Linked DNA regions of Homo sapiens: region 2 is linked to region 1. The links are chromatin loops, found by intact Hi-C in ENCODE. Cell type or tissue: heart right ventricle. All regions are shown on one strand. Each heading gives the region's core, and the rest is flanking DNA. Links, peaks and the distances in the headings are about the cores only.

Region 1 (12,248 bases), core at 1,854-9,853:
CACTTTAGTCACCATCTGCTGATTTTGGCTGGCGTCTTCACTGCACCCTGGATTGACCAGTTTCTGCTCTGATCAGCGGGATGGTGACCAGTCATAACCAGTGCTTGGAAAACAAATCTTGCTGATCTACCTCAAAATTCCTGGGTTCAAGCTATCCTCCTGCCTCAGCCTCCCAAAGCACTGGGATTACAGGCATGAGCCTATATAGTAATTCTGATTCTGAAGTGTTGGTGGCTCTTTTTACTTTTTCTTTTTTAAAATTTGTTTTAATTGGCCGGGCGCGGTGGCTCATGCCTGTAATCCCAGCACTTTGGGAGGCCGAGGCAGGCGGATCACAAGGTCAGGAGATCGAAACCATCCTGGCTAACACAGTGAAACCCCATCTCTACTAAAAATACAAAAAATTAGCCAGGCGTGGTGGCAGGCGCCTGTGGTCCCCGCTACTCTGGAGGCTGAGGCAGGAGAATGGTGTGAACCCGGGAGGCAGAGGTTGCAGTGAGCCGAGATTGTACCACTGCACTCCAGCCTGGGCGAAAGAGCGAGACTCCATCTAAAAAAAAAAAAAAAAAATTTGTTTTAATTTACTTTAAATAGAAACGGGGTCCCACTATGTTGCCCAGGCTGGTCTGGAACTCCTGGACTCAAGCCATCCTCCCACCTTGGCCTCCCAAAGTCCCAAGATTACAGGCATGAGCCACTGAGCCCAGCCTTTTTCTTAAAGCAATAAAAGAATGGCTACTCCATAGACAGCAGCTGGTGGATCTTTTTTCTTCATTACACATGTGTAATCTTGTCAACTACACAGTTTATATGCATTCTTTGAGGTCTGGTATGAAGTAGGTTCTATTCCTTCAGAGAGGATTTGTGGGTACTTCTGTCAGATGCCTGATGGGACAGCCAACCTAAGAGTGCTTTCAGGGCCGGGCGTGGTCGCTCACGCCTATAATCCCAGCACTTTGGGAGGCCAAGGCAGGTGGATCATGAGGTCAGGAGTTTGAGACCAGCCTGACCAACATGGTGAAACACAGTCTTTACTAAAAATACAAAACTTAGCCGGGCATGATGGTGCGTGTCTGTCATCCCAGCTACTCAGGAGGCTGAGACAGGAGAATCACTTGAACCCGGAAAGCGGAGCTTGCACTGACCTGAGATCGCGACACTGCACTCCAGCCTGGGTGACAGAGCAAGACTCTGTCTCAAAAAAAGAGTGCTTTCAGTACTTAGCATGAGGCCAGTCACGGTGGCTCACACCTGTAATCTCAGCACTTTAGGAGGCCAAGGCAGGCAGATCACCTGAGGTCAGGAGTTTGAGACCAGCCTGGCCAACATGATGAAACCCCGTCTCTACCAAAAATAAAAAATTAGCCGGGCGTGGTGGTGAATGCCTGTAATCCCAGCTACTTGGGAGGTTGAGGCAGAAGAATCGCTCGGACCTGGGAGGCGGAGGTTGCAATGAGCAGAGATCATGCCACTATACTCCAGCCAGGTCATCAAGAGCGAAATGCCGTCTCAAAAAATAAAATAAAATAAAATATTTTAGCACGGGATCTTTTGATTCACACAAAGAGTAGAAATACAGGTTGCAATCCCATGTGAGGTTACGAATTCTCAGAGATGCTTTCCCCCTCTGCCCACCATGTTCACGATGGAGAAATTTCTTTGCTGGTGCCCTCTGCAAGATTTTTGCAGTCCGCTCTTTCTTTCTTTTTTTTTTTTTTTTTTGAGATGAAATCTTGCTCTGTTGCCCAGGCTGGAGTGCAATGGCGTGATCTCGGCTCACTGCAACCTCCGCCTCCTGGGTTCAAGTGATTCTCCTGCCTCAGCTTCCTGAGTAGCTGGGATTATAGGCACCCACCACCACGCCTGAGTAATTTTTTACTTTTGGTAGAGGTGGGGTGTCACCATGCTGGCCAGGCTGGTCTCAAACTCCCGACCTCAGGCGATCTGCCTGCCTTGGCCTTCCAAAGTGCTAGGATTACAGGTGTAAGCCACCACACCCGGCCCAGTCCACTCTTTCAATGAGGATGCAGGCTTTCCAGACCCTGGCTTTATGTGGGGGTCACCTAACAGCTTTTTCACCCTGGGTGGGCCCTGGGTTTCTCTCTTGCCCCATAATTCCAAATGTGCATCAAAACTGAAGCTTTGTGGCCGGGCGGAGTGGCTCACACCTATAATCCCAGCACTTTGGGAGGCTGAGGTGGGTGGATCACGAGCTCAGGTGATCAAGACCATCCTGAACTGGGTTTCAACATGGTGAAACCCAGTCTCTACTAAAAATACAAAAATTAGCTCGGTATAGTGGTGCCTGCCTGTAATCCCAGCTACTCGGGAGGCTGAGGCATGAGAATCGCTTGAACCCAACAGGCAGAGGTTGCAGTGAGTCGAGATAACGCTGCTGCACTCCAGCCTGGGTGACAGAACGAGACTCTGTCTCAAAAAAAAAAAAAAAAAAAAGGCCGGGCTCAGTGGCTCACACCTGTAATCCCAGCATTTCAGGAGGCCGAGGCGGGCGGATCATAAGGTCAGGAGATCGAGACCATCCTGGCTAACAAGGTGAAATCCTGTCTCTACTAAAAAATACAAAAAATTAGCCGGGCGTGGTGGCAGGCGCCTGTAGTCCCAGCTACTTGGGAGGCTGAGGCAGGAGAATGGCCTGAAACCAGGAGGCAGAGCTTGCAGTGAGCAGAGATCGTGCCACTGCACTCCAGCCTGGGTGACAGAGTGAGACTCTGTCTCAAAAAAAAAAAAAACTGAAGCTTCTTGGCTGGGCACAGTGGCTCGTGCCTGCAATCCCAACACTTTGGGAGACTGAGGCTGGTGGATCACCTGAGGTCAGGAATTCAAGACCCACCTGGCTGATATGGTGAAACCATGTCTCTACTAAAAATAAAAAATTAGCCAGGCATGGGGGCACGCAGCTGTAATTCCAGCTACTCAAGAGGCTGAGGCAGGAGAATCACCTGAACTTAGGAGGCAGTGGTTGCAGTGAGCCAAGATCGAGCCACCACCACACTCCAGCCTGGGCGGCAGAGCAAGACTCTGTCTCAAAAATAAATAAATAAATAATTTTTAAAAATGATAAAACTGTAAAGAAATTGTTTTTAAGAAAAACAAAAAGTTAGCCAGTCATGGTGCTGTGCACCTTGTAGCCCTAGCTATCCAAGAGGCTGAGGCCAATTGATTGAGCTTGAGAATAAAAGAGTTCGAGGCTGCAGTGAGCTATGATCACACCGCTGCAGTCTAGACTGGGTGACAGAGTGAGACTGTGTCTCTTAAAAAAAAAAAAAATTAGGGCTGGGCACGGTGGCTCAAGCCTGTAATCCCAGCACTTTGGGAGGCCGAGGCAGGCGGATCACGAGGTCAGGAGATCAAGACCAGCCTGGCTAACATGGCAAAACCCCATCTCTACTAAAAATACAAAAAATTAGCCGGGCGTGGTGGCAGGTACCTGTAGTCCCAGCTACTCGGGAGGCTGAGGCAGGAGAATGGCATGAACCCGGGAGGCGGAGCTTGCAGTGAGTCAAGATCGCACCACTGTACTACAGCCTGGGCGACAGAGCGAGACTCCATCTCAAAAAAAAAAAAAAATTAGGCCGGGCACGGTGACTCACACCTGTAATCCCAGCACTTTGGGAGGCTGAGGCAGGCAGATCACTGAGATCAGGAGTTCGAGACCAGCCTGGCCAACATGCTGAAACCTCATCTCTACTAAAAATACAAAAAGTTAGCTGGGCGCGGTAGCATGCCTGTAGTCCCAGCTACTCAGGAGGCTGAGGTAGCAGAATCACTTGAACCCAGGAGGCAGAAGTTGCAGTGAGCCAAGATTGCACCACTGCACTCCAGCCTGGCGACAGAGCAAGACTCTGTCTCAAAAAAAAAAATGAAGTTGTTCACAGGGCAGGTGGTGGTGACCTGAACTAGAAAGGTGACTGCAGTGGGGATGGAAAGGGCTAAATATAATTAAGAGGTATTAAGGAGGTAAGATTGCTAAGCCTTGCTGATGGCTTGCGTGAAGGAGATTAAGGAGAGTCAATGACATATGGAAGATATTTAAAGTGTGTGACAGTCTTAAGATAACCTATAGGAAGAGAGCATAGAGAAAGAAGAAAAATGGGCCATGTGCTGAGCCCTGGAGTAGATACAAAGCTGAAGAGGAGAGAGCAAGCATAGACAAACCAGCTCTGGAAGCAGCACACTCGCTGTAGTGAGGGGTGTATAGGATGGTGATTAACAAGTTTTCCACTTAAACCAGACATGAATCCTGGGCCTGCAATTCTGGCCCCACAGCAAGAAAATCAACCTTGTTGGGTGATGGTGATGCTTCAAACTGGGCTCTGATGATGCTCAATTAGGGAGGAGTAAGACACTTCCAGAGATTAGAAGCACAGGGGCCCGTACGCCATGGCTCACGCCTGTAATCCCAGCACTTTGGGAGGCCAAAGCGGGTGGATCACCTGAGGTTAGGAGTTCGAGACCAGCCTGACCAAAATGGTGAAACCCTGTCTTTACTAAAAATACAAAAATTAGCTGGGCATGGTTGCGGGCAGCTGTAATCCCAGCTACTCAGGAGGCTGAGGCAGGAGAATCTCTTGAACCCAGGAGGTGGAGGTTGCAGTGAGCCCAGATCTTCCCATTGCACTCCACTCCAGCCTGGGCAACAGAGAGACTCCTTCTCAAATAAAAAAAAAGAAGAAGAAGAAGAGGAAACACAGGGGATAGAAACCAGGGCAAAGGGTTTGGCTTTTTCTTTTTTTTTCACCCTCGAGACAGAGTCTTGCTCTGTCACCCAGGCTGTAGCGCAGTGGCCCGATCTTGGCTCACCGTAACCTCTGCCTCCTGGGTTCAAGCGATTCTCCTGCTTCAGCCTCCCGAGTAGCTGGGATTACAGGTGCGTCCCAGCACGCCGGCTAATTTTTGTATTTTTAGTTAAGACAGGGTTTCACCATGTTGGCCAGGCTGGTCTCAAACTCCTGACCTCATGATCCGCCCACCTTGGCCTCCCAAACTGTTGGGATTATAGGCATGAGCCACCCGGCCGGTTTTTTTTTTTTTTTTTTTTTTTTTTTTTGAGACAGGGTCTCACTCTGTTTCTTTTTTGTTTATTTCTTTGTTTTTGGAGAAGGGGGTCTCAATCCATCACCCAGGCTGGAGTGCAGTCGTGCAATCATGGCTCACTGCAACCTCCACCTCCCAGACTCAAGTGATCCTCCCACCTCAGCCTCCTGACTAGCTGTGATTACCAGTGTGCACCAATTTTTTTTTTCCCGTAGAGACAGGGTTTCACCATGTTGCCCAGGCTAGTTTGGAACTCCTGAGTTCATTTGATCCACCTACCTCAGCCTCCCAAAGTGCTGGGATTACAGGGGTGAGCCACCACACCCTGCAGGGTTTGGCTTTTTGGCTGGAGATGGTGAAAGGCCAGGCTTTTTCTTTTTTTTTCACCCTCGAGACAGAGTCTTGCTCTGTCACCCAGGCTGTAGCGCAGTGGCCCGATCTTGGCTCACCGTAACCTCTGCCTCCTGGGTTCAAGCGATTCTCCTGCTTCAGCCTCCCGAGTAGCTGGGATTACAGGTGCGTCCCAGCACGCCGGCTAATTTTTGTATTTTTAGTTAAGACAGGGTTTCACCATGTTGGCCAGGCTGGTCTCAAACTCCTGACCTCATGATCCGCCCACCTTGGCCTCCCAAACTGTTGGGATTATAGGCATGAGCCACCCGGCCGGTTTTTTTTTTTTTTTTTTTTTTTTTTTTTGAGACAGGGTCTCACTCTGTTTCTTTTTTGTTTATTTCTTTGTTTTTGGAGAAGGGGGTCTCAATCCATCACCCAGGCTGGAGTGCAGTCGTGCAATCATGGCTCACTGCAACCTCCACCTCCCAGACTCAAGTGATCCTCCCACCTCAGCCTCCTGACTAGCTGTGATTACCAGTGTGCACCAATTTTTTTTTTCCCGTAGAGACAGGGTTTCACCATGTTGCCCAGGCTAGTTTGGAACTCCTGAGTTCATTTGATCCACCTACCTCAGCCTCCCAAAGTGCTGGGATTACAGGGGTGAGCCACCACACCCTGCAGGGTTTGGCTTTTTGGCTGGAGATGGTGAAAGGCCAGGAAGATGTTATCCTTGGCAGAGAAAGATTCAGAGTCATGGTCTAGGAACTTTTAGTCCCAATCCAGAATTTCATGAGGGAGGAACCAGAGGCCCAAGAGGAGGTATCCCCAGCCATGTCCTTCCCACCCTTGTATTGGTCACTCACAAAAGACACTTGCTGCGCTGAAGACAGGCTGAAGATTTCGCATCCAGGCGCCACCTCTGACAGATGCCAGGAGGGGGCAGCAGAGAGCCAGGGTCGCAAGGTCCTAGCAGGTGCCATGAGCCCTGCAAGTGGGAAGGTGGGAATAGGATGGGAAGCTGGGCTCCTTGAGGTTGTCACTTTTTGTTTGTCAGTTTGGTTTTGGTTTCTGAGGCAGAGTCTCACTCTGTCACCCAGGCTGAAGCATAGTAGCACAGCCACAGCTCACATGCAGCTTCGAACTCCTGGGTTCAAGTGATCCTCCCATCTCAGCCTCCCAGGTAGCCCACCACCAGGCCTGGCTATTTTTCTTTTTTTTTTTTTTTTTTAAGACGGAGTCTCACTCTTTCACCCAGGCTGGAGTGCAGTGGTGCTATCTTGGCTCACTGCAACCTCCGCCTTCCGGGTTCAAACGATTCTCCTGCCTCAGCCTCCCGAGCAACTGGGATTACAGGTGCCTGCCACTAGGCCCAGCTAATTTTTGTATTTTTAGTAGAGACAGGGTTTCACCATGTTGGTCAGGCTGGTCTCCAACTCCTGACCTTAGGATCCGCCCACCTTGGCCTCCCAAAGTGCTGGAATTACAGGCTTGAGCCACCGCACCCAGCCCAGGCCTGGCTATTTTTCTTTAATTTTCCGTAGAGATGGAGTCTCGCTGTGTTGCCCAGGCTGAGATTGTCACTTTCAAAGCATGTTTTTCCCTTCTCCATGTGAGGATTACACAACCATTTCACACATAATACCGATAATAATAATTATTATCACCATTATTATATCAGTCACCATTTAATGGGCCCCTCCCATCTCTGCATCCCAACCCTCCAGAGTCACAGACTGAACCAATGGAAAGAGAACCAGTGTGAGGGTGGGCACAGTGGCTCATGCCTGTAATCCCAGCACTTTGGGAGGTCAAGAAGGGTGGATCATTTGAGGTCAGGAGTTCGAGACCAACCTGGCCAACATGATGAAAACATGTCTTGGCTGGGCGCAGTGGCTCAGGCCTATAGTCCCAGCACACTGGGAGCCTGAGGCAGGTGGATCACAAGGTCAAGAAATCGAGACCATCCTGGCCAACATGGTGAAACCCTGTCTCTGCTAAAAATACAAAAATTAGGCCAGTCGCGGTGGCTCACGCCTGTAATCCCAGAACTTTGGGAGGCCGAGGTGGGCGGATCAGGAGGTCAGGAGATCAAGACCATCCTGGCTAACATGGTGAAACCCCATCTCTACTTAAAAAAAATACAAAAAATTAGCCGGGCGTGGTGGCGGGCACCTGCAGTCCCAGCTACTCGGGAGGCTGAGGCAGGAGAATGGCTTGAACCCAGGAGGCGGAGCTTGCAGTGAGCCGAGATCGCGCCACTGCACTCCAGCCTGGGCGACAGAGTGAGACTCCGTCTCAAAAAAAAAAAAACAAAAATTAGCTGGGCATGGTGGCATGTGACTGTAGTCCCAGCTACTCAGGAGGCTGAGGCAGGAGAATCGCTAGAACCCGGGAGGCGGAGGTTGCAGTAAGCAGAGATCGCGCCACTGCACTCCAGCCTGGCGACAGAGCGAGACTCGTCTCTTTTTTTTTGAGACTGAATTTCGCTGTTTTTGCCGAGGCAGGAGTATGATGGCTCGATCTCGGGTCACTGCAACCTCCGCCTCCCAGGTTCAAGCAATTCTCCTGCCTCAGCCTCCTGAGTAGCTAGGATTACAGGTGCATGCCACCATGCCCGGCTCATTTTTTGTATTTTTAGTAGAAATGGGGTTTCATCATGTTGGCCAGGCTGGTCTCGAACTCCTGACCTCAGGTGATCCACCTGCCTTGGCCTCCCAAAGTGCTGGGATTACAGGCATGAGCCACTGTGCCTGGCTGAGACTTTGTAAAAAAAAAAAAAAAAAAAAAACACACGGTGTGGGGGTCAGACCAAGGGTATCAAACCCTGATTTTCCCACGGCCTCATCATGTGACCTCAAACAGGTAACAGGTCACTTCCTCGCTGTCTCACTTTTCTCATCTGTAAAATGAGGATAATAAAACAAAAGACTGGAGGGTTCTGAAAGCACTAAATTGGCCTTGTGTAAGCAAAGTACCTGGCACATGAGAGACTCCATGAACTTCAGTTCCTTCCCCTGGCTTTATTTTAGTTATTTGTTTGTTTGTTTGCTTTTCTACTCCACAATAGAGGTAATGGACTGTTTTTATTTAAACAAATGTTAAAATGTCATTTAACAGATATTCACTGTCACTGTGTCCCTGGTCCTGTCCTTGGTACTGGTAACATAGAGTGGCATCCCAGGTGAGCAGGAAGCAGGGAGGCACCCCCTGTGCAAGGGCGATCCCCACCGAGACTAGGGTCTGCCTATCTGGATTAAGAGCCACGATTCCAAATTCCTGCTGCCTTGCCACTCACTATGTGATAGATAATAATGTTTTGTGATCCTAAACATGTCAAAATGGAGTCACTTATGACAAGTGACTCAGCCTACAGTTAAACTGCTGACCTCTCAAAGTGTACGGTGGACAGAGGGGATAACACCTGCTGTGGTCAGGCACCCCCAAGACCTAACAAGAAAGAGAAGCCACAGGGCAGCTGAGATAATGGCTATGGAGACTCTTGCAGAGGGCCATGAACACCGCAATAAACTGACCATCACGGGGCGTCATGGCTCATACCTGTAACCCCAACATTTTGGAAGGATGAAGTAAGGAGATTGCTTGAACCCAGCAGTTCAAGATAAGCCTGGCAACATAGGGAGACCTCATCTCTACAAAAACTTTAAAAAGTTGGCCAGGCACGGTGGCTCACGCCTGTAATACCAGCACTTTGGGAGGCCAAGGCAGGCGGTCACTTGAGGTCAGGAGTTCGAGACCATCCTGGCCAACATGGTGAAACCCCATCTCTGCTAAAAATACCAAAAAAAATTAGCCGGGCATGGTGGCACATGCCTGTAGTCCCAGCTACTCGGGAGGGTGAGGCAGGAAAATCGCTTGAACCCAGGAAGCAGAGGTTGCAGTGAGCCAAGATCGTGCCACTGCACTCCAGCCTGGGTGATAGAGCAAGACTCAGTCTCTGAAAAAAAAAAAAAAAAAAAGCTAGGCGGTGTACGCCGGTAGTCCCAGCTACCCCTGAGGCTGAGGTGGGAGGATCACGTGAGCTAGGGAGGATGAGGCTGCAGTAAGCCGTGATGATGCCTCTGCACTCCAGCCTGGGTAACACAGCGAGACCCTGTCTCAAAAAAGAAAGAAAAGAAAAAGAAACTGGCCATGGCAGAGATGCCTGTGGGAGCTCTACCAGTGAGAACTCTGAGGCCTCTTTTCCATCAGGCAACCCTCCGAAGCTCTGCTGGGAGAAGAGCCTCGGCCCCCCCACCCCTTCAGCCCCCCAACCCTTGTTGGCATTCTGAGGGAAAACAGTCAGCACAGTCATCCCAGAGCTACTGGAGCTACTCCCTGTGGCTTGTTCCTCCTCTCTCATTACTGCCTATGTGTTGGTGTGAAAGCCTCTCAATAAACCATGAATTTGTAAACATTTAATTGGCCATTGAGTCATCACAAAACTTCCCTCCCACCCCCACCTCCCAATCAGAGTTAGCATAACTAGGCTGATTCGCACCTGACACAAACACAAAGCCTATGTGATTGCTGGGCGTGGTGGCTCACATTTGTGAGTGAGGAACCATCTCTACAAAAGATCAGAAATTAGCCAAGCGTGGTGGCGTGCACCTGTAGTCCCAGATATTCAGGGGGCCAAGGTGAGAGGATCGCTTGAGCCCAGGAGATCAAGGGTGCAGTGAGCCTTGATGCAGCCCCTGCACTACTCCAGCCTAGGTAACAGAGTGAGACCCTGTGTCCAAAAAAAAAAAAGACTATGTGATCTTGGGCAGGCAACTCTCTCTCTCTGAGCCTCAATTAGATCATTTGGAAGATGGAATCATTATAGTACCTAGAGGATCAGTGTGACACTTAAATGTGACAGTAGGCCAGGCCCAGTGGCTCACACCTGTAATCCCAGCACTTTGGGAGGCCTAGGTGGGCAGATCACCTGAGGTCAGGAGTTCAAGACAGCCTGGCCAACATGGCGAAACCCTGTCTCTATTAAAAATACAAAATTAGGGCCGGGCACGGTGGCTCACACCTGTAATCCCAGCACTTTGGGAGGCCAGGACGGGCAGATCACGAGGTCAGGAGATCGAGATCATCCTGGCTAACATGGTGAAACCCCATCTCTACTTAAAAAAAATACAAAAAATTAGCCAGGCGTGGTGGCGGACACCTGCAGTCCCAGCTACTCGGGAGGCTGAGGCAGGAGAATGGCGTGAACCTAGGAGGCGGAGCTTGCCGTGAGCCAAGATCGTGCCACTGCACTCCAGCCTGGGTGACCGAGCGAGACTCCGTCTCCAAAAAAAAAAAAAAAACAAAATTAGGCAGGGCGAGGTGGCTCACGTCTATAATCCCAGCACTTTGGGAGGCCAAGGCAGACGGATCACGAGGTCAGGAGTTCGAGACCAGCCTCGCCAACATGGTGAAACCCCCTCTCTACTAAAAATACAAAAACTAGCTGGACATGGTGGCAGGTGCCTGTAATCCCAGCTACTCAGAAGGCTAAGGCAGGAAAATTGCTTGAAGCTGGCAGGCGGAGGTTACAGTGAGCCGAGATCATGCCATTGCACTCCAGCCTGGGTGACAGAGTGAGACTCCATCTCAAAAAATAATAATAATAAATAAATAAATGTGACAGTGCACTAGCAAATGCTTTGCATCATGCCTAGCACATAGTAAGTGTAGTAAGTGCTCAGTAAATTCAAAAACAAAACAGTGTTAGCTTCCCTGGAAGTTACTTCTCCCCTGGCAGCCCTTACTGCTTACTCAGGTCACCAATAACCCTCTTCAGATTACCAAAGCAGCCTGGCATTAGAGAGGAGGCAAAAACCCAGCATCTGAAGGCTGAAATTGCATCCCAGCTCCACCAACTACCAGCTGTGTGGCCTTGGGCAGTCAGCCTCTCTGTACTTTAGTTTCCTATGTGAAAAATTGGGATCAGAATAGTAGCTGCCTCTTAGGCTTGTTGTGAGGATTAAATAAGAGCACAGAACGGGCACAATACATGTTCAAGTCATTATTACTGTTATTATTATTACTACAACTACTACTGCTGTACTTTCTTCCACACCCACCCTGGTACCAATTCCTACAGATTCAACCTCCTAAAAGCCTCTCAAAGCAGTCTCTGGCCTCCATTTCCCAGGCCTGGCCCTTCCTATCATTTCATGCCTCTATTAGGGGCTCCTTAAAACAGATTGTCAGGTTTGGTGTGGTGGCCTGAGCCTGTAATCCCAGCTGCTCAGGAGGCTGAGACAGGAGAATGGCTTGAACCTGGGAGGTGGAGGTTGAAGTGAGCCGAGATCACGCCACTGCACTCCAGCCTGGGCAACGCAGCGAGGCTCCATCTCAAAAGCAACGACAACAGGTCACCAGTCCCCACCCCAGAGTTACTGATTCAGTGGCTCTGCAGCAGCCTGAGAATGTGTATTTTTAGCAAGTTCCCAGGCGATGACCATGCTGTCAGTCCAAGAGTCACACTTTGACAACCTCTGCTTCTGAGCTCTGCCCAATTTCTCTCATGAGCTCTGCCCAATTTCTCTTTACTCATCTAACCCTTCTCCAGGCTGGTGGCCTCAGGGCTGGGGGGATTCTGTGGGTGGAGATCAGTCAAGGATAGTCAGAGGCTGGGATTGTGAAAAGGGGTTGGCCTCTGGCTCCAGGTTTTGTTCTTCACCCTGGAATCTGCTGCTTTGTACCAGCCAAAGTCAGGGTGCTCCTAGGGCCTGAAAATCCTACACCCTGGTTACACACACACACACACGCAAACACACACACTCCTCCCCTATTATTTACTCCAAAAGTCCCATGCACATGCATGACCCTGGGGTGGTCCCCTCCAAGCCCCCCTACCCTGCCCCACGCAGGCCAGAGCT
Region 2 (8,000 bases), core at 1-8,000, 190 kb after region 1:
GATTTTCCAACCTTGCTGGCTACTTTAGTTTGGGACCTGTTTTTTTTCTCATTTGATTTTGCTTGTGCAGAAAATAGTTTCCAGCACATGGATTGATCTGAGAGAGAATGAGGCTCAGTTGTGGATAGTCTGTTTTCTCTGAGCATGTTGGCCAACTAGTATCGTCAAATTATTGAGTGGATCATCTCTTGGAAATGCAGAACTTCTGCCACCACTTGGCTATTTGCACAGTCATCTTGTTCTGTGTCCTTTTATCTCTCAGACCACACACATCTGGAACGCTGTGGGCATCTTCTGCCCATGGGCTCCATTTGGCACCTGCTGAGCCACAGTTGTCCTGCTGGATGTGCTGTGCAGGTTGGTAGGACTTGCCCCCACTGTCAAGGCCTGGTCTCATCTGAAAAGCCCTCCTGGACCTCAAAGAATTCTTCAGACCTCATAGTTACAGGTCATTATATCTACTATGTTGATTTATCATCAGGCACACAACTTCTGTTTCCTTCTCTTGTGTTATCTGATAGCGTCCCTCCTTGAGCTCATCAGAAAGGTTTTATGAAATGTGAACCATTTTGGGAAAAGCTGATCAATTTTTCTTCCTAGCTTCCCATTTTCAAATGGGACATCACTCATATCCCTTTCAGAATGTTAGGAACTGCCTCCCACATTCTTCCCTGTCTTTTTGGGTTTTGTTTTTTGTTGTTGTGGTGGTTTTTTAACACAAAGTCTCACTCTGTTGCCCAGGCTGGAGTGCAGTGGCATGATCTTGGCTCACTGCAACCTCTGCCTTCCAGGTTCAAGCAATTCTCCTGCCTCAGCCTCCCGAGTAGCTGAGATTACAGGCGCCCACCACCACGCCCAGCTAATTTTTGTATTTTTAGTAGAGACAGGGTTTCACCATGTTGGCCAGGCTGATCTCGAACTCCTGACCTCAGGTGACCTGCCTTGGCCTCCCAAAGTGCAGGGATTACAAGCGTGAGCCACCATGCCCGGCCTGTCTTTTTGGTTTTGATGGGAGTCTGAGGACCCCGACCCCTCCTGCTCTCCATCTTTGAGCCTCTGGCATCCTCTCACACCCAGAAATCAGTTGGAGTAAGTTTAATTGGCCCTGCTCCAGCTGGCCTTTGAAGCACAAGTTTAAATCTCCACCTTCTGTGCACTGACCAGAGTCTAAAATAAAAGTTGTCAGTACCATAAAGGAAAAGGGATCCACACAGGTAGCCTTCTCCTTGGATACAGGTACATCTTACTGTAAGAATTTCAAGTCCTGGCTGGGCGCAGTGGCTCACTCCTGTAATCCCAGCACTTTGAGAGACCGAGGCAGGCAGATCACTTGAGGTCAGGAATTCAAGACCAACCTGGCCAACATGGTGAAACCCTGTCTCTAATAAAAAAAAAATAGAAAAATCAGCCGGGTGTGGTGGCACACACCTGTAATCCTAGCTACTCAGGAGGCTGAGGCAAGAGAATCTCTTGAACCTGTGAGCCAGAGGTTGCAGTGAGCCGAGATTCCACCACTGCACTCCAGCCTGGGCAACAGAGCAAAACTCTGTCTCAAAAAAAAAAAAAAAAAGGCAAAATTAAAGAATTTCAAGTCCCTAATTTACTCTAACCAAGCATTTTCAGTCTTACAAAGAAATCTAGTGCACGACACCTTTAAAATGCCTAGATTTCCATTGCCTAAAGTAAGGTGTGACCAGTGAAACAACAGCAGAGAATCATGTTCCTTTGCTGTGGAACACATAAGCCCCACAGTTTTCCAGTCAGCCTAATACATGGGTATCCCCCGACCCCATCTGCCTCCTTAAGCCACAGTCCTTGGTGGGGAACTCTAAGGGGGACGGAGTCAGTACCCCGGACAGGGCCACATTTGCATGAGACATGGCTGTCTCACAGGTCACAGAGCCATTACAACAGCTTACTAGTTTTTCATGGATTTGTTGGATTAACACCTTAAGCAGGTTTTTTATTGTTATTTTGTTTGTTTGTTTGTTTTGAGACGGGAGTTTCTCTCTTGTCTCCCAGGCTGGAGTGCAATCGCGCAATCTCGGCTCACGGTAACCTCTGCCTCCCAGGTTCAAGCGAGTCTCCTGCCTCAGCCTTCTGAGTAGCTGGGATTACAGGCATGCGCCACCACGCCCAACTAATTTTGTATTTTTAGTAGAGACGGGGTTTCTCCTTGTTGGTCAGGCTGGTCTCAAACCCCGGACCTCAGGTGATCCCCCCACCTTGGCCTCCCAAAGTGCCAGGATTACAGGCATGAGCCACTGTGTCCGGTCTTGAGCAGGTTTTTAAAATCTCCAGTGGCCATAAAACTAGCCAGGGTAGCTCATGCTTTTACTGGTTGGAATAAGGAGCCAAAACCAACAAAATAATATTTATTAGGGCTCGATGCCCATTTCTGTGGCTAAGGCTTAGGTTTGGTGTGCAGAGCCTGGCCTGCTCTTGTGGGCTGTGGTTGCTGTGACAGTTTCGTTTTCTGAATCTTTGTAATGCTCTTCCACCCTGCTCGTGCTGCCCAGAGGCTGATCTGCAAACCTGGGCAGTATTCCACACTGAAGCTCAGTTTGCAAACCTTCTGCTGTGTTAATTCTGGTCAGTTTCACACAGAAGTCACGAGGGCCTCTGCCCAGGACCTTCTATTCACATTTCAAGAATCCCTTTCTGAAATTCTCCAACTCTCTGGTCAGGAGGAGGAGCACCATTGGGGCGGGGTAGGCAGCTAGAGGCGCAGGAGCGAATCCAGGTTCCTTGCGTGGTTCCCAGCCTCTGCTGACAGCACCTCAGCTACCAGGTGGGGAGTGGAAATTCAGCCTGCTTAGAGGACTGACCTCTACAGTTCATATTTGCAGTGACATAAAAGGCAAAGAGGAGCTGGCATGGTGGTACAGAAGGTATCAGTCAAGCGCAGGCTCTTCAGAAACCTAGAAACTAAAAAGAGATGCAACATGTGACTGGCCATCAGCCAGACATGTCTAGGGTGAGACCAGTGCTCAGCACCACCCGCCAAGGAACACTGATGAGTTGTGGGACATTATGGTCGGCCAAGTGAGGAATGATTGCAGGGACCAGAGAAGACCAAAGATGCCAGATGTCCCCAGAGTTTCTTGAGGGCTGGGTTTCACGTCTTTGCTTGTCCTTTTTGTCCCCACTTGCCTGCACCGTGCCTGACTCATCCAGTGGGGAAGGTGACTCAAGAAGTTGTTTAAGCCTAGGCCTAGGCAGTCCACTTCGGGAGGTGGGGGCACTCCACACTGGGGGGCCCTGCAGCTCCAGGGCTGGTGCTCTAGCAGATCCGCTCAGGCACGGTTGGGTGACCGTGGGGTCACCGATTGCGTAGATTATTTCTAGGGCAGTGCTGGGTTAGAAATGTCTGTCTGGAAACAGGACACATCTTGCCACCACAAGTCCACACCTGGCCTTGGCTGCTGCCCGCTCTCTGCAGCGTGGATTTCCTTTGCCCATTTGGGCCAGAAGGTCACCAGGAGTTCATCACTGCTTAGTGTCAACTTGACATCTTCAGCTTCCAGACAGAAAACCCATGCTTTACTTTGTACAGCCCTGTCCCAGAGTTAGTAAGCCTCGGCTTGTCACCTGCTTGCAAAGGGTATAGACATCATTCTGGGTAGTTCTAGAGGATATCGCAACAAGTGCGTTTGAAGGTTCAGCACAGCTGGAATTGTACGGTAGTGAGCTCTTCAAAATGAAAACAGAATGACCGGATGGCCATCTGTCCTGGAAACTGTAGAATTGAATAAATCACTGAAAATAGAACACTTCTTGGAGGCTTTCTTCAGAACTGAACTAGAAACAAGGTTTCCAGGCTCCCAGGTCAGTAGACCAAACCAACTTCCTTAGATTTTTTTTTTTAAGCTGTTTGCAGAAAACTGGGTGGTAGCGTGTCTGAACCAAACGGAAGAATAGCCAGCGGAGCATGGACTGTTCCAGCACGGGCCAGATGGCCAGCTGTCGAGAGCAGCCCTGCCCAGATTGCGGTGGGGGCTGTGCCAGCGGCTCCGCAGGGCCCTTCCAACTCTGGAGTGTCTGTAGTTCTTGTGAAACCAAAACGTTGACTACCTGCCTCTTTCCTCGGGCATCGACGTGCTCATTTCCAAAGATGATGGTGCAGGTGACCTTTTCCATCGTGAGCTAAGAGAAGGTTAGGAGGCCTGAGGGGCGGGCCTTGTGTCCCCTCCTCCCCCTCCACAGCCCCTGAGGTGGAGCTTCCCTCACAGACCCCATCTGGTCGAGCCTACGGCTGCCCAGTGTACACTCAGTGATGCTTATACCAAATAGGGCATGTGCGCTGGTGTCTGTTGGGGACAGCCCCATCCCTACCTTGGAGTCGGCAGAGAAGCAGCAATAAGCATTAGGCGAATGATTGAAAGGGCTGCTGCGCCAAGAGGCCTTCAGTCCCCTTAACGTGGCTTTCCAACTTCCTGACGAGGCTACAAAGGCTCCGCTCACAAAAGAAAGCCAATAATGTAAATAAATAGAAAACGAAGCCTCCACGCGTGGTTTTTAAAGGGGGATGATGAATGTGACACCACCCACAGAATGCATTAGAATCTGGTTTTTCTGTGCTTTGTCATTTTACTCTGATAGGAATTTTTGTTACCTAACTCTGTGCATAACTTATTTAATGTACTGTATAAATGAACCAAAACTGTTAAATATGTATTTAGTTTGTTCTACTTAAAGTAGTCAATAAAAAGGCTATATTCCTTTTCTGCCTCAAGCTGGAATGGGACCGGGAGGAAAGGTGGTCCCTACACTAGGAGGTGTCCCCTCACCCTAATTCCCAAATCCTTGAGGAAGAGGGAGAGAGGGGCCTCAACTGGTTCTAGTCGTGGCCTGAAGAGCATCCAAGGGCATGAAGCAGGGGGTGTCTGCACCCCATGTGCCTGGAACTGGCCTCTCTGGAAAGCCAGCTGCACCAACTGGTCAGTGCCCTGTGGGGACCAGGCCCAACCAGGCTGGCTGCTGGAGCCCACCAGTGGGCCTGCGGTCAAGGGCCAACAACAGCTTCCAGACACTCCCCGTTATTTCTTTTAAGTGGTGTTTCGTTTTGTTTTGTGGGGAGGGGGCAGGGTCTCTGTTGCCCAGGCTGGAATGCAGTGGCACGATCACAGCTCAGTGCAGCCTCCACCTCCCAGACTCAGGCAATCCTCCCACCTCAGCCTCCTAAGTAACTGGAACTACAGGCATGGGCTACCACGCCTGGCTGATTTTTTGTATTTTCTATAGAGACAGGGTTTCACCATGTTGCCCAGGCTGGCCTCAAACTCCCGGGCTCAAGCGATCTGCCTGCCTCGCCCCCGCCAAAGTCCTGGGACTACAAGCATGAGCCACTGCACCCGGCCAAATTATCTTGTAATAAGGAAAAATGAACCACAGAGAATCTGACCATCTGTCCTGCCTGAACAGGGTGGTGGACTTGTGGATATATTTTCTAGTAACATGTATTTTCTTGTAAAATTTTAACACAAATGTTAACAAACATACCTGGACTTGTCAAATATTCACTTATGTCCTTATGACACTGATGTTAAATCACAGGTAATTTTACTGTTGCCTTCCAATTTAATTTATTTGCTAAATGGTTGCATCATTTAATTGAGGCCATAATTTTTTTTAACCCTTCACCTTCTGTTGGGCAATTGGATCGCTTTCGCGTTTTCCAGTGTGGCATACATCTTCTATGCATACTCTTTCTTCGCATTATTTATTTCCCTAGGATAATTTTCCAAAGTGGGGGTTTTTGATACTGAACATTTCTTGGATCCTTGAAATCTGTACAAACTACTCTCCCTAAAAGCCCAACAGCTTGTGTTGCCTCCAGCAGCCCCTGGGTGGTACTTTCCGTGGCCCTAAGGCTGGTGCAGGCACACCTGTGTGTGGAATTTCAGGCTGCCAGTCCGGTTTACCAGCTGGTGAGCTGAGGCCTCACTTCTGTCACTCAGATACCCATCTGTGCTCTCTCCCTGAGACCCGCCTCTCCTGAACAGCCTTGCCCAAGAGGCTCGTTGGGACCACTAGCTTCACAATCCCCTAGAATGCAAGGGGAGAGGGACTGGTTACTAGATCTGGAGACGAGGAGAAGGGCTAGCCTATGGCGTAGGGGTTGGCTGTATGATCTTTGGTGCAGGTGGTGCCAACTGCAAACCTTTCTGGGCTGCACTGCAATCTGCCCACCTAGAACAATGACAAGATCTCAGTCATGGGACTGTCAGCCCTCCACAAGAGCACTATGTTGGTGGAAACGGAATGTGCCATAGAAATGGCAGGCTGAAAATCTTTTCGTGACCACAAAACACCCAGATGCCAGATAAATTATAATGAATGTACTTTTAACTGTATTGCTGAGGTCACAGATAGGACATTTCCAAGAACTCAAGAGTTGGAGGGAGATTGCCTCTAGGCGCAATGTGAGGCTTGGTTTTGAGCATATACAAAGTACGGAAACAAAACCGGGGCCTTTCCACAATGGCAGGTAGCTCAGCACCTTTGGCACCGTGAAAAGGCGGCAGGGAAAATCTGCCCATCTGCAATGGAAACTGAATTGGAAACAGCTCTGTCCCTGCTTGAGAAAAAGAAAGAAAAACTGGGCCGGGCGTGGCGGCTCACACCTGTAATCCCAGCACTTTCGGAGGCTGAGATCACTTGATTCCAGGAGTTTGAGACCAACCTGGGCAACATAGTGAGACGCCCGTCTCAAAAATTAAAAACTTAGCTGTACATGTCAGGTATATACTGAAGGAAGGTCAGGGAATCCTGGTGCTGAGAAATTAAGATAATTAAGGACCTTCAGGGTCAATATTGTGTGTCAACCAATTATAAGCTGTCCGGAAACACTACTGAACCTTCAAGAAAATGAGCCATTGTTAGCAAAGTCAACAGGAACAATAATTGATTTAACCCCTGGGACTTCAGATATTACAATCACCAGATACAGGCAGGGCACAGCAGTTCGCGCCTGTAATCCCAGCACTTTGGGAGGCCGAGGAGGGCAGATCATGAAGTCCGGAGTTTGAGACCAGCCTGAGCAACATGGTGAAACCGTCTCCACTAAAAATACAAAAATTAGCCGAATGTGGTGGCAGGCGCCTGTAATCCCAGCTACTCAGGAGGCTGAGGCAGGAGAATCGCTTGAATCTGGGAAGCAGAGGTTGCAGTGAGCCGAGATCACGCCACTGCACTCCAGCCTGGGCGACAGAGAGACTCCATCTCAAAAAAAAAAAAAAAAAAAAAAAAAAAAAAGCACACCAGATACAGAATACAAAATATGAAACCTCTGAAGATGGCACTGAAAAACAATGAGCAAAAAGAGTCTGAAAATGACTAGGCAGATTTGAAAATAGAATTCTGGAAATGACAATCATTGAAATAATGTGTTATTCACCAATAGATTACATCAACCTGAAAAAGAAAAAATTAGTGGTGCGTTACCTTTGTCAGAAAGAGAGCAAAGAGGCCGGGCGCAGTGGCTCATGCCTGTAATCCCAGCACTTTGGGAGGCTGAGGCAGGTGGATCACGAGGTCAGGAGATCGAGACCATCCTGGCTAACATGGTGAAACCCCACCTCTACTAAAAATACAAATAATTAGCCCGGTGTGGTGGCAGGAGCCTGTAGTCCCAGCTACTCAGGAAAGTGAGGCAGGAGAATCGCTTGAACCCAGGAGGCAGAAGTTGCAGTGGGCCGAGATCATGCCACTGCACTCCAGCACTCCAGCCTGGGTAACAGAGCAAGACCTCATCTCAAAAAAAAAAAGAAAAAAAAGAGACAAATAATTGGGAACTGTGAAAGATCTGTTCCTCTGGAAGGTTAGGAAGGGAAAGCCTTTTCATGTGTTACCAAGAGCAGCATCCAAGAGCCTGCTAATGTGTTTCTCAGCAGAAAGGGCACTGTCCTGAGGTGGGGATAGGATCTTGGGAAGCAAACATGTCTCTTGCCCGTCTCTGCTTGTTTCTGACTGCTGGTATTTCAGGGTCAGGGTCACGA

The links. Peaks named below come from ENCODE experiments on the same cell type or tissue, not always from the same donor. Only the 100,000 strongest peaks of a DNase experiment are listed, where the experiment ranks them.
Region 2: it touches region 1 in a loop (5-fold over the local background); 87 of 110 quality-filtered maps call a loop at or near these places.

The regions. Positions count from the first base shown.
Region 1 is chr20:33,451,042-33,463,289 of GRCh38, forward strand. No RefSeq gene overlaps it. Among named protein-coding and RNA genes, the nearest start is that of SNTA1, 13 kb to the left of the region's middle. RefSeq lists an enhancer at 6,161-6,250. In heart right ventricle, for the core only: a CTCF peak has its summit at 6,322 (motif pointing right); a DNase peak (open chromatin) is centred at 6,330.
Region 2 is chr20:33,645,308-33,653,307 of GRCh38, forward strand. CBFA2T2 (CBFA2/RUNX1 partner transcriptional co-repressor 2) reads left to right here. Exons shown (of 11, transcript NM_001032999.3): 11 at 1-4,723. Among named protein-coding and RNA genes, the nearest start is that of C20orf144, 13 kb to the right of the region's middle. RefSeq lists an enhancer at 7,829-8,000. In heart right ventricle, for the core only: no CTCF peak of the experiment used is centred there; a DNase peak (open chromatin) is centred at 4,009.